Regions from separate parts of the Homo sapiens genome. Here all the other regions are linked to region 1. A link is a contact called in ENCODE Hi-C or POLR2A ChIA-PET data. All regions are on one chromosome and are shown on one strand. The core of a region is the stretch at or near the end of the contact, and the rest is flanking DNA. Distances in the headings are between cores, read along the strand shown. Region 1 holds the start of EED (embryonic ectoderm development). Region 2 holds the start of PRSS23 (serine protease 23). Region 3 holds the start of FZD4 (frizzled class receptor 4).

Region 1 (4,182 bases), core at 234-2,733:
GAACTATATTTCAGAAACGTCCTTCCCTTTGTTGGGAAAGATGTTCTTAACAAAGGGAAGGATGTTTCTGTCTGCTGATGAAAATGTCATGCCAAAGCACGTCTTACTTTGTCAGGAGCTTACTCTACTCCAGTCTCATCTCTTCTCACCAACTGAGGAGTGCTTAGTAGTGCCTGGAACATTGGAAGTACTGAACAAATGACTGCCGTCATTGAGACCTCAACTTTAATTTTTTTTCGGCTTCTTTATTTCAAAGTCTTCACTGCAGAAACCTCTCATTCTGACCTGCCTTTGCTTTACTTCCTTTTCTCATTCTCAACCAAGAGTTCTCTCTTTATCTACAAAAGAAAGAGTGACTTGCAATCTGCAGATAAGGAAACTGATGTCCTGGTTATAAAGTTATCATGCAGAAATAATTCAAGTATACTAGAATTTTATGGATGGTGCACTCTAGGTGGGTAATGAGGTCTAGAAGAGAAAAGATATACAACATCAAGCAGGTGCCCAAGAAATGGTAGGTCCCTTTCTCCCTTCCTGCCTCCTCATTTTTACAGATGAGGACATTTTTACAGAAGCCCGAATAGATAAGTAGTCACAATCATGTTCTAAGAAAAACAAAAAAAAGGTGGCGGATGCCGTATTTTATTTTTCGTCATCACTCTCCTTTTCCTGCTGCTCATTCAGTTATGGTTTCATGACCCATATAATAATTCCACAAGGCTCACCAATGTTATCTGGCACCTGCTAGAGAATAGATATAGTAACAGAGGCAAATATTTTGGTGAAGTTTAACAGTTGTGTTGCCTTCTAGAATTTCATTGTATCTGATGTGCAAAAACAAGCAAAACATTGTCGGTTAAGTATCACAATCTCATAATGGAGATGAGCACTGATTCTTAGGCCTTGGCGTAGTTCAGGGCCTATCCTTTAGCAGCTAAAAAGAGCACTTTGGCTGTAACTCATTGGAGTCTAGTCTCATAATGTTAGGATATTTCTATTTAAGTCTTAACCACTATTGGTAGCAACTGGAAGGATAATCATTCATTACAATAAATAGTCAACAGAATAAATATCCGACAAGAATTTACGAAGCGTCTAGAGTATAATTCGGTAGCGCTTTGAAATCCACCCTGGGATTCGGAAACCGGGTAGAAAACTACCTGGTTCAGCAAACGAGAATTCAAACAGAGGAGGGGCTTGGAGGAGGCGGGTTTCGACGAACCCAGCGCAAGAGTACGCCACGGCGCCTGCGCATCCCCTGACGGGTACTTTCCATTCGCCAGATGGGGGAAGCCAGGGGGAAGCAGGTTACTGTTTTTGCATTTCTATCTTCAAGGAAGAATTAGGTTATGAATAGTTCCGTGAATAGTCAGGAAGCGCTGTCCTCCAAGTTCAAGATTAAGGAAACGTGGCATGCACAGCTAAAGCAAGAGGTGACGTCTTGTATCTTCCCCCGTTTCCTGGGACATTGGTGGTGTAGCCCATTCCACAGACTTTCGCTCCCTAGCAGCGGGTCGGAGATCGAAGGAACGGGCCAATTGCGGCTGAAACGTCTTTGGAAGGAGGAAGGGGGTGAGGGAGCATCCCTTTGAGTTTCGCCTCTTCTCGAGGCGGTGGTGGGAAGGGAGACATACTTAATACTGCCCTCTTAATCCAACGGACCTTACATCGTGTAGACTGCCGGGAGGGCGGCGGGAAAAGGGCAAGACGGGAGTTGGGGAAGGGAAGGAGCCAGGAAGCCGCGCGGGAGGGCGCGCGCGCGCGCCCCTTTTTCAGCAGTGTGGCGGGGTCGCACGCACGCCCGCCTCGGCGGCTGGGCGCGATTTGCGACAGTGGGGGGGGCGGTGGAGGTGGCGGCGGCAGCGGCAACTTTGCGGCAAGCTCGGGCCGGGCTTGCTTGACGGCGGTGTGGCGGAGGCCCCGCCCCAGGCGGCAGGAACCTGGAGGGAGGCGGAGGAATATGTCCGAGAGGGAAGTGTCGACTGCGCCGGCGGGAACAGACATGCCTGCGGCCAAGAAGCAGAAGCTGAGCAGTGACGAGAACAGCAATCCAGACCTCTCTGGAGACGAGAATGTAAGTGCAGCTTCTGGCAGTTACGAGACTGCGGAGTGAAAGTTTTAAATTCTTTTAAAACGGGGGGCGCGGGGACGAGCGGGCTGCTGTGGGGGGAGGGAGAGGTGTCACTCAGGAAAACGCGGGCGTGCGGGAGAAAATTGAAATTGCCTACGGGGATTTTGATGTGGGGCCGAGAGCAAGCAGGAACTAGGCAAAGGAGAGTGGTTCTAGTGATTGCGTGGGTCTGAGAAGTCTGCCCTGAAATCAGTTTGCATGTGATGGGGAGTGTTTTGGCCTTTGGGGGGATTTAAGGGGAGAGTGCGGGTCTGAGATTCTAGTAGTTTAAAAGGCACGTTAGAGACTTTTCTAAGAAAGTTGGAAGGACGGGGCAGAGTTAGGGACCCTGTTAAAGGAGCGTAAGGGTTGTCACTCTAAGACCCTTGTGGAATTTTCAGGATGGAAAGTGATCTTCGATTTGCGGAGTTTGGGAGACTTTATTAAAGGGGGTTTTGTGTCCGCCTCCGTCCTGTCCGCGGAGACCGGGTGCGCCTGAAGGTCGCCTTTTCTGTAGGAGGAGCCGAATTGAGAGGATCGATTTTTGATTTGGGGGTGGGGAGTGACTACCTTTGAGGAAGTAAGAGTGGGTGATTTCTTCTTTGAACGTTTTTACTTAAGATAAAGGTGAGGGGGGTGGCGACCTGGAAGATTTTGGGCAACAGTGGTATAGGCAGATGTATTTAAGTGTGGGTTCCTGGCTTCGCCAAGTGCGCGATGTTTTGCAATCAGATTTTTTTAAGCTCTGAAATGGGTATTCGTAATCATTCGGTACCAACATTTAACCCAACTGAGTTTTAATTGACTCGCCAGTAAGAGCCGAATTGACATAAATAAGTTTTCAGTTTCATGTTTTAGGTTGATAACCAGTAAGGTCAACGAAGTATCTTGACAATTTATTCAAAGATACTACTCCAAAATGTGATTCTCCTTCTCATGATATATAACAACTTGTGAATATCTTTTAAAAAATCCTTAAAATGTTTCAGAAGAGTGGCGTAAGTTCTTCATTTTCTCAGTTTGGCTAGTTTTAGGAATAAATGTTACATCTTCTACACGCAGTTTCTAAATTCTGTCATAATTCCTAGCTGAAACATATAATGATGTCATGACTAAGATTTTCACGGAAAAGATGGGAAAGGATTCTTTTTGCAGAGACAAGATAGATATTCTTGGGATTGTCAGTTTGTGGGATCTTAGACTTCAAATTTCAGAAAAGCTTGGGTGTTAAGTGTTACTTTTGTATTTTTCACCCGATTGTGCGCCCCAATCTCACTGTACATTGGGATCTAACATTTTTTACCCTCTTCTTTTTATTATTTGAAGACCGTTCATTTTATTTCTGCGTTTTCTTAAATTTCTCTAGGCAGATTAGAGTATTAAGAGCACAGATGCTGGATCCAAGTGATAGGTTAAAATTTCTGTTCTATTAGCTTGACCTCGAGCAAGAGACTGACATAATTGTCTTAGTTTCTTAAAAATGAGGATGGTGGTGTATGGTATTTACCTCATAGAGTATTTGTAAGCATTAAATGAGTTAATATAGCTAAAGTACTAAGAAGAGTGTCTGCCCCATAGTAAGTACTATACACATGTTATTTATTTATAATAATTACTACTACTAATTTTATGATTACATAGAATAATGTTTCTGGCTCTTCCACATACTTAATAATCAGGCAAAATATAATGAAACTGTCAGACCTGTTTAGAATGAAGAAACTTGCAAAGGACAAAATAAAGCTTATTTTCTTCTTGCAGACCCTTACAGGAAAACATATTCTTTGCTGCAATTTTAAAGCTGTTCAAGACCAAATGATTGGATTAGTTTTGTTTTGGTTCCTCCATTTGGATAGCCTTAATTTTGTGTGTGTGCGTGCGCATGCCTTGGAAGCCTTAATCTTGTAGAGTCTTCTCAAAATAACATTTTTAGATGTATGAAATACAGGATATGAGGTTACAAACAAATTCAATTATAAAATTGTACACCATGTTATAAAATATTTCTAAAACAAATTTTAGATGTAGTCCTATACTATATGTACTTTATTAGCACATTAAGTAACAAGATC
Region 2 (3,857 bases), core at 1,017-3,516, 560 kb after region 1:
AAGTACTGCCTCTTGATTGCAGCACCTGTGTGTACTAGTCTTTGGCAGCAAGAGTTACCACTTCACTTGCTATGCTAATAAGAGAGAAACAGCACAAATACCTAAATAATGTATTAGAGTCAAGAGAAACCCATTGCAATGACATATGGTGTGGGCAAAGGAGATATGGTAGATGGAACGAAGGAAAGAGGTGAGAGAATTGAGTCTGCATTGGGCACCTCACACATCATGAGAGTGGCAGAGCCACAGGGAAGTCAAAGGTACTGACGCCTCAGCTGTCAGTACCATGCAATGCTGATAGTAGTCCAGGAAACGTTACTAATTTCAATTTTATTATTCTGGAAGAAAATTTTTATAAATCTGTTTTGGTTTTATTTGCGAGTTGTTCAAAAGCTGTAACATAAGTTTATATCTGGTTTTGTGTCTGTGTGTGTTTTGAGACAGGGTCTTGGTCTGTCACCCAGGTTGGAGTGCAGTGGTGATCATAGCTCATTGCAACCTCCACCTCCTGGGCTCAAGCCATCCTCCCACCTCAGCCTCCCAAATAGCTGAGACCACAGGCGTGTGCCACCACAACTGGCTAGGTTTTTTGTATTTTTTATAGAGATGGGGTTTTGCCATGTTGCCCAGGCTGGTCTCAAACTCCTAAGTTCAAGCAATCTGCCCACTTTGGTCTTCCAAAGTGCTACGATTACAGGCGTGAGCCACTGAGCCTGGCCTATGTCTCTATATATTAATGTGACATTTTAAAAGAAAACAATTGAAGCTAAGCTAAGAAAAATTTGCCCTTAAAATGGTGGAAAATATCAGTTTCCTTTCTATTTAAGAAATACCAGGCCGGGAGCAGTGACTCACGCGTGTAATACTTGCTGAGAAGGGAGGATACTTGAGCCCAGGAGGTCTACGCTGCAGTGAGCTATGATCCTGCTACTGCACTCCAGAATGAGCTACAGAGGGAGTACTTGTCTTGAAAATAAAATAAAAGAAAAGACCACACAATAATGTGTTCAGGGCTTTCTCATGTAAAAGTAATTGCAAACACCAACGTATTAGGCATATCAGTAACACCTTGGTGTGAAATAGCACTTTAGACCTTCCCTTTCTGAGAGTAGACTTTGATAGGAGAAAGGAAAGCTAAGTAGCTTGATAGAAAGCATGGCTCAGTGCAAAATCTTGTCCTACCATTCAGTAGCTGTGTGATTTTGGGCAAGTCATAAAACCTCTCCAAACCTCCTGTTCCTTATAAAAATTAGTGTAATCTCTGCACCTTCTTCACCACAATGGCCTATATGTAAAGCTCTTGACCGAAAACGCTCAATACACAGTAATCTATACTAAATAGGAAGGCTCTAACACTAGGACCTTAAATGGCAAGGTCTCCAGCCTGGTTAGGAGAGGACTCCCCGCACACCCCCCTACCCTGGCCCCCAACCACCACCACCAAGATAACGACCGCTTGGAGTGATTCAGGGAAGTAGGCCCACTGGACAAGGAGGTGGCTCCACCAGCTGGTGCCCCGATGAAGAACTGAGGCCAGTGGGCTCCCCAGCCACCGCCGCTCAGAAGCTGCCAAGCACCCCCGGTGCTTTGGGCCCCACGCACAGCACTGAGTGCTGTAAGGAAATGCAAAGCATTGGTGGCCCTGCCATGGGAATACAGGTTTCTGTTCTTTGGAGGCACCGGAGAAACTAGGAGTTCGGTCAGCACCTTAAGGCGCTAAAAGTGTACGTGGGGGTGGGGCGCACACAGGTTCTGAACCAATTCTTCAAATTTGCCCAGGGCTCCCCATACACCAGGTGTGGCCCGCGTCCCTAGTTCTAGGCTGTTGGGGGAGGGGTCGCCTTTTGTAGGGGACCTGGTCTTTTTGCGAGCTGGCAGCGTGCTCCCAGCAGCGAAGGCCGTAGTCTCGCTCAGGAGGCCGCGCGCCAGACCCGGGGATGCGCGGTGTTCAAAGGGTGACGGCGCGCGGGTCCCGGGCAGGAGAGCCCGCCAGAGCCGGTGCTGCCTGGCGCCGAGAGGCCCGGACTGGCGACTGCTGCCGCGCCACCGGGGCCCACCTGCGCAGGGACGCTCGGCCTCAGGCCCTCTGGGCTGCTCCACCCTGCTCCGGCCGCAGGCGAGCGGCGAGGGGAGGGGGGCACGGTTTATGTGCAGTGGGGCGGGCGGCGTCCGCGCGGCTTCCCCGAGGCCGGAGGCGGGGCGGGCGGGCCTCGGGTGGCGCGGGGGGCGGACCCGCCAGCTGCCTGCGCTGCTCGCCAGCTTGCTCGCACTCGGCTGTGCGGCGGGGCAGGCATGGGAGCCGCGCGCTCTCTCCCGGCGCCCACACCTGTCTGAGCGGCGCAGCGAGCCGCGGCCCGGGCGGGCTGCTCGGCGCGGGTGAGTGCGGGCACCGACTGGGGCATCCGCCCGGGCGCGGGAGAGGCGAGGCGCCGGGAGGAGCGGGACAAAGGGCCGGGTATGCGCGGGGTAGGGTAACTGCGGGCTGCCGGAGGCACCGCAGGACTTCGCCAGGGCAGTCCTCGGGGTTCCAGGACACGGGCTGGGGGCCTGAAGGAGCTCTGGGGAGACGGCGGGGGCTGCAGGTCATTTGGATTCATGCAGTGTCACCCATGAAACGGATGGGGAAAGAAGATCCTGCTGTCTTGGGTGCAGGATGTTGGTTGGGAAGCAGAGAGAGCCGGCTCTCGGCAAGCTGTCCTTCGGCGGGGGCGATGGCTACACCCCCATGCACCCCCCCAACACACCACCACCACTACTTCTTTTCCTTGAGTTTTGCATATACCGGATTCCATCAAGTTCTGAATATTAAGTTTTAACCCTGGGCATGTGATTGTGAACACACCTAAGCAAGCAAGAGAAGTGCAAAAGTGCAGCAAATACAGGCTGGGAAATAGAATCTTTTCTCCGGAGTGGTTGTCCGTGTGCGTTCCGGGGGTGCTAACCCTAGACACTACAGTCTGAACTAACAACAGTTGTTGTAAGCAAATAGTTCTTCTGCCTGTAGGCATTCATCACGAGTTAACTTTTAAATAAAAGTTTTAAAGTTTTAAAAGGAGCGGGAGAAGACTTGTTCAGATGAAGGAACACCACCACTCCTCTCCAGAATACAAATTAGGTTTGCTTTCCAGCACCTCAGGAGAAAGCAGCTGATAAAAATCCTGTTTGTTTTACTGCCCACTGGGTGACACCAGTAAGAATTAAGCAGCTCAGTGTAGGTATTGGAATAGGGCTTGCTTCTCTCAGCTCCTGAAACTAAATTTGAGGGCTCCCTGTGCACTCCTTAGGAACAGGTAGGCCAGTGCCAGAATCCTCATCACATGGTCATGTGAGAAAGAATTGAATTTATAGATGAGGTCAGCTGTGGTCAAAAGCCCTATGTCAAAGTAGTATCAGGATATTTATTGCATGTTGTTTCAAGATCCTACTTGTGCATGCGAGTATTTGTGACAGGTTTATAACCGTGCCTACCATGAAGTCTGTCAGGAGTGGATTGGAGGTGAAGTGGGGAGAAGGAACTTAGAAAATGCCCCCAGAAGCCACTATGTTTATTTGTGAAAGTGTTTGCACCCCATCTGCGTACGAAAAGGTTGTTTCACTTGCAGTTTTCCTAGTTAAATAAAGTCAAGCGGTAACTTGTCCTTTCCTGTGCCTGAACTGGGAAGGAAGCCTTTTTCCAAGGTGCCTAATATGGATCTCATTTTTGTAACACTGACGACTTATTCAGCTGGATGGTTAACATGGATGCATTTTCTGGTTGTAGCATAAGTGTCCATTAATGCATCTGAGAACATTTTTGTCCCCAGTCTGCAATGGTTAATAGTCTCAGGTTCTCCCAGTAACTCTTCTCATAGATCCCT
Region 3 (3,621 bases), core at 100-2,599, 710 kb after region 1:
CCTGTCAGTCTTTTATTATCCCAATAAATTTTTTATTTTGCAGGATTATAATCACCCTGTATATGCAAATTCTTATTACTGTGGAATAAACATTTTCTCTATCATTAGATATGCTTTACATTTTTTAATGACTGCAAAAAAATTTCTTCCAATATACCAACCACCTTCCTGCAGCTTCTTCTCACCCTCCAAGCATTAAACGTGCCTTCAACTGTGAGGATAAGAAAGAACTCAAGCCAACCCAACCACTCCTTCATGCATGACCTCTAAAACGCTGCGGGACGTCGTGAGAAGGGGCTATTCAGCAGAAAAAGGTGCAGTAGTGTTTCATTTAATAACACCCCAAAAATAGTGGGGAGAAGGAAGTTCGGTGAAGGATGGTCTCCTTATCACTCCCTCCAAGTCTTAGCTGCAGCTGGCTCCCTCCCACTCGCCCACCGAGCAGTGGCGGCCAGAATCCTTGGCAGAGATAACCCTCAGCTCCACTGGGGTTAGGGGTCTGGGCCAGACATGGGTGGGCAAGAGAGAAAAACGGAAGGGCGGGGTGTAAGAGTGGGTTCTTTCCCAGGCCAGATGACTTACACAACGTTTTGGCTTCCAGTCCCTGAGAAAGTGGGGGTGGGGATGGAAATCACTTTTCCAGGAGAGCTGTCTCCTTCGGGCTAGGATGATCAACTTGGCATGGGCTCTGCAAAGTTAGTTTGGAGCGTCCCTCCCCAAGGGGTCCCGCCAGGGGTGGGGGTGGGGGCGCCCACCTGCAGCTGGCTGGAGCAGCCGTACTGGATGAGCGGTGTGAAAGTTGTCAGCTGCAGCTCGGCGTCCGTCTGCAGCTCGTGCCCAACCAGGTTGGGCATCTTGGTCACGTTGTAGCCGAGGTTCTGGCACATGGAGATGCGGATGGGGTCGCAGCGCCGCTCTTCCTCGTCCCCGAAGCCCCGCGCCGGCCCCAGGAGCAGCAGCAACTGCAGGAGCAACCCCAGACTGAGACCGACGCCCCCGGGCGCCCCCGGGACGCTCGGCCCTGCGCCCCGCCAGGCCATGGCCAGCATCGGGGGTAGCAGCGGCAGCGGCTGGGGCTGCTCTGGCAGACACCCCCAGTTTGCACGGGGGCGCCGGCTGCCCGCGCTGCTCCCAGCTCCCGGGACGGGAGTGTGATGCGGCGACGAGGGGGCAGCGGCCGGCTCTCCAGCAGCTGCGCGCGACTGTGTGGGATTTTAGACGTCCCGGGCCGAGGCCGAGGGACAGGCTGCGAGGGTCATGGCTGCAGGCGGCGAGCCCACAAGCCGGCGCCGGCCGCGTCCGTTCGGCGTCTCCGCGAGGCCAGCCAGCAGCCAGCGCTGCGCAGCTCTCACCGCCGGAGCCCTGCGCGGCGCTGGAGGCTCGCGGCGCGGCGGCGGGGCGGGACGGACAGCGGGCCTCTCCAATGGCCGGGCGCGGTGGGCAGCTAGGGGCGAGGCGGCGGGGCGGGGCCGCTCTCCCGCAGGAGGAGTCAGGCCCCCGCCCTCCGGCCCCCTCCTCCGGCCGCCCCTCCCTCCCTCCCTCCCCTAGCGCCCCGCCCCGCCCGCCTCCCGGCTCTTGCTTTCCTCCCACCCGGATCTAGGCGCGCAGGGGCCAAGCAGGGACGCAGCCCAGTGGCTCCAGCCACGCCGTCCTGCCCCCTTCTGCAGGTGAGAAGTGCGCCCTGTTCCATCTGCCCCCTTTCCTTCCTGTCTCCTTTCAGCTGTAACCTAGGCCGGTGGCCACCTCCCCGTCAGGCAGAGAAACGTACACAAAGAATTGGGGATTTGGATTTACACCGATTGTGGCTTTCAGTCCCGGTTGTGTGACCTTGAGCAAATTGCTCAACCCCTCGGCGTCAGTCTCCTCTGTAAAGTCACTTGGGAGGATTAGAGATAAAGTGTAGAAGGCTTAGCATGGTGCCTGGTACTGCGTGAGTCCACAGCTATTTTCACTCCGGACCAGCGGCGATCGGGGCCCGGCCTCTCCCCGCCCCCAGACTCGCCCGACCTGCGCAGGGAGCCGCCCACCTCCAGCCGCCAGCGGGGAGGCGCCCCAGAGCTGCGGAGCTGCAGACCCGCCGACGGTCTCGCGCTCTGATTTCCTCACCGTATGAAATGAAATTCCACAGGGGGATTCGAAAGGAAATGAGACCGGGACTCTCCGTGCTTCTCGGCCCGCCGCCCTTCCTGTCTCGGGGACACGGTTTCTAAATAAGGTTGGGAGGGTGAGAGGGCGGGAGGGGAGAGGCTTGACCTGTGCACTGGGGACGAGGAAGGCGCACAACCACCGTGACTCCTCTCTCCCGGCCTCCCGGGCACCCCCTCCCCACCAGGCTGCACCCCTTTTTTTCTTTGCTTCTGCTTCGGCTCCTAGGGATCTGGGGATCATGTGACCCAGGTTTGAACCCAACTTTCCTGTCTCATTACCAGCCCCCCGCGGCTTTGTGCTGGTCCACCCTCTCTCTGCTTTCCAGTCGGCCAGTAAACTCCCAGCAGGTGGATTCCTCCACCGTTTACTTGTTGCTTGACTGTGTTGAAGCTATGGTGCCTCTCTGAGCCTCAAAGTGGCCGGCTGTAAAGTGGGGAAGTTCATATCCACCTCACACAGTTGTTCTAAGAGTTCAGTGAGATAATACCTGTAAATCATTTAGCAGTGTCTGACACATAATAAATGCTGAAGAACTTGGTGATTGGGGTGTGTGTGTGTGTGTGTGTGTGTGTGTGTGTGTGTGTATGTGTTTCCAAAACAGCTAGGGGAGATCAATTATGGGACAGCCTCCTGCTTTCCAGCCTGGTGCTAAAGACAGCTCCAGCAGCCCCGGAATGAGGATCTGGGTAAAAGGCTTTTCACCCTCTTCCTGAGATCTTTTTGTCCAACACTTGCCACTGTTTTATGCATGTTTTTATCCTCCCATTTCAGCCAATTCTGTGGCATATGGCAGAGGCTAGATGCAAGTTGGAAGAATGTCTGTGCCACTCATGTGACACTCATATTCTGTCTTGTATTTTTAGTCTTCTTATATTGGCAACGAGACTTGACTGAGGGCAAAAATGGAATCAACTTTTTTTTGGTATTTGGCTCTGTGCCTAGAACTGTGTTGGACACGGAGAAGCTGCATTGTCTCCAGTCATCATCATAAACTCCCAGTGAAGGAGGTTCCGTTAGCTCCTTATAGAGATTAGGAAACTGAGGCTAGAACCACAGTAATAGAAAATGACAAGACCAACCAAACCAGGGCCCAGAAGAGGCTCTTCAAAGATGGAAGGCAGGGCTATTTTCCCAGAAAAAATTCCCAGCTGGAAATCAATGTACTCAGCAATAGGATTGAATCTCTGTGTGCCTGTGCTGAGTAATGCATAAAACCCTTGGCCTACAGAGATGAATAAACGATCAGATGTAGAGATCAAATGATCTATTAATCATTTGGGTTACAGAGATGAATATATAATCAGATGAACAGATCAAATGAATAGATAATCCTCATCCTTTAGGATCTCACAGGAGGAGACAAAGGATTAACAAACAACAATAACTTAGTTTGCTAAGTGCACAGATAGAGAATTGTGGGTGAATTGAAGGTAGAAGTGGCTGAGTCTGGAGGGCTACTCAAAGGGGGATGAC

Evidence for each region. A loop is a pair of places that touch in the nucleus more often than their neighbours do. ChIA-PET counts read pairs that join two places held with the same protein, here RNA polymerase II (POLR2A). Pooled maps may share reads with other maps.
Region 2: a map of chondrocyte shows a loop between it and region 1 (4-fold over the local background). The contact joins the promoter of PRSS23 here to the promoter of EED in region 1. A Hi-C loop is called at or near these places in 1 of 168 maps with a recorded cell type or tissue (chondrocyte) and 4 of 50 pooled maps. POLR2A ChIA-PET finds 5 or more read pairs at or near these places in 2 of 52 experiments (activated CD8-positive, alpha-beta T cell and activated CD8-positive, alpha-beta memory T cell).
Region 3: a map of gastrocnemius medialis shows a loop between it and region 1 (3-fold over the local background). The contact joins the promoter of FZD4 here to the promoter of EED in region 1. A Hi-C loop is called at or near these places in 1 of 168 maps with a recorded cell type or tissue (gastrocnemius medialis) and 4 of 50 pooled maps.

What each region holds. Positions count from the first base shown.
Region 1 is chr11:86,243,270-86,247,451 of GRCh38, forward strand. It overlaps EED (embryonic ectoderm development), which reads left to right and starts at 1,484. Exons shown (of 12, transcript NM_003797.5): 1 at 1,484-2,074. The coding sequence starts at 1,961. RefSeq lists enhancers at 937-1,467, 1,468-1,996.
Region 2 is chr11:86,798,276-86,802,132 of GRCh38, forward strand. It overlaps PRSS23 (serine protease 23), which reads left to right and starts at 2,267. Exons shown (of 2, transcript NM_007173.6): 1 at 2,267-2,376.
Region 3 is chr11:86,954,046-86,957,666 of GRCh38, forward strand. It overlaps FZD4 (frizzled class receptor 4), which reads right to left and starts at 1,350. Exons shown (of 2, transcript NM_012193.4): 1 at 756-1,350. The coding sequence starts at 1,040. It overlaps FZD4-DT (FZD4 divergent transcript), which reads left to right and starts at 1,576. Exons shown (of 3, transcript NR_038905.1): 1 at 1,576-1,667. RefSeq lists silencers at 1,028-1,077, 1,208-1,577, 1,928-2,077.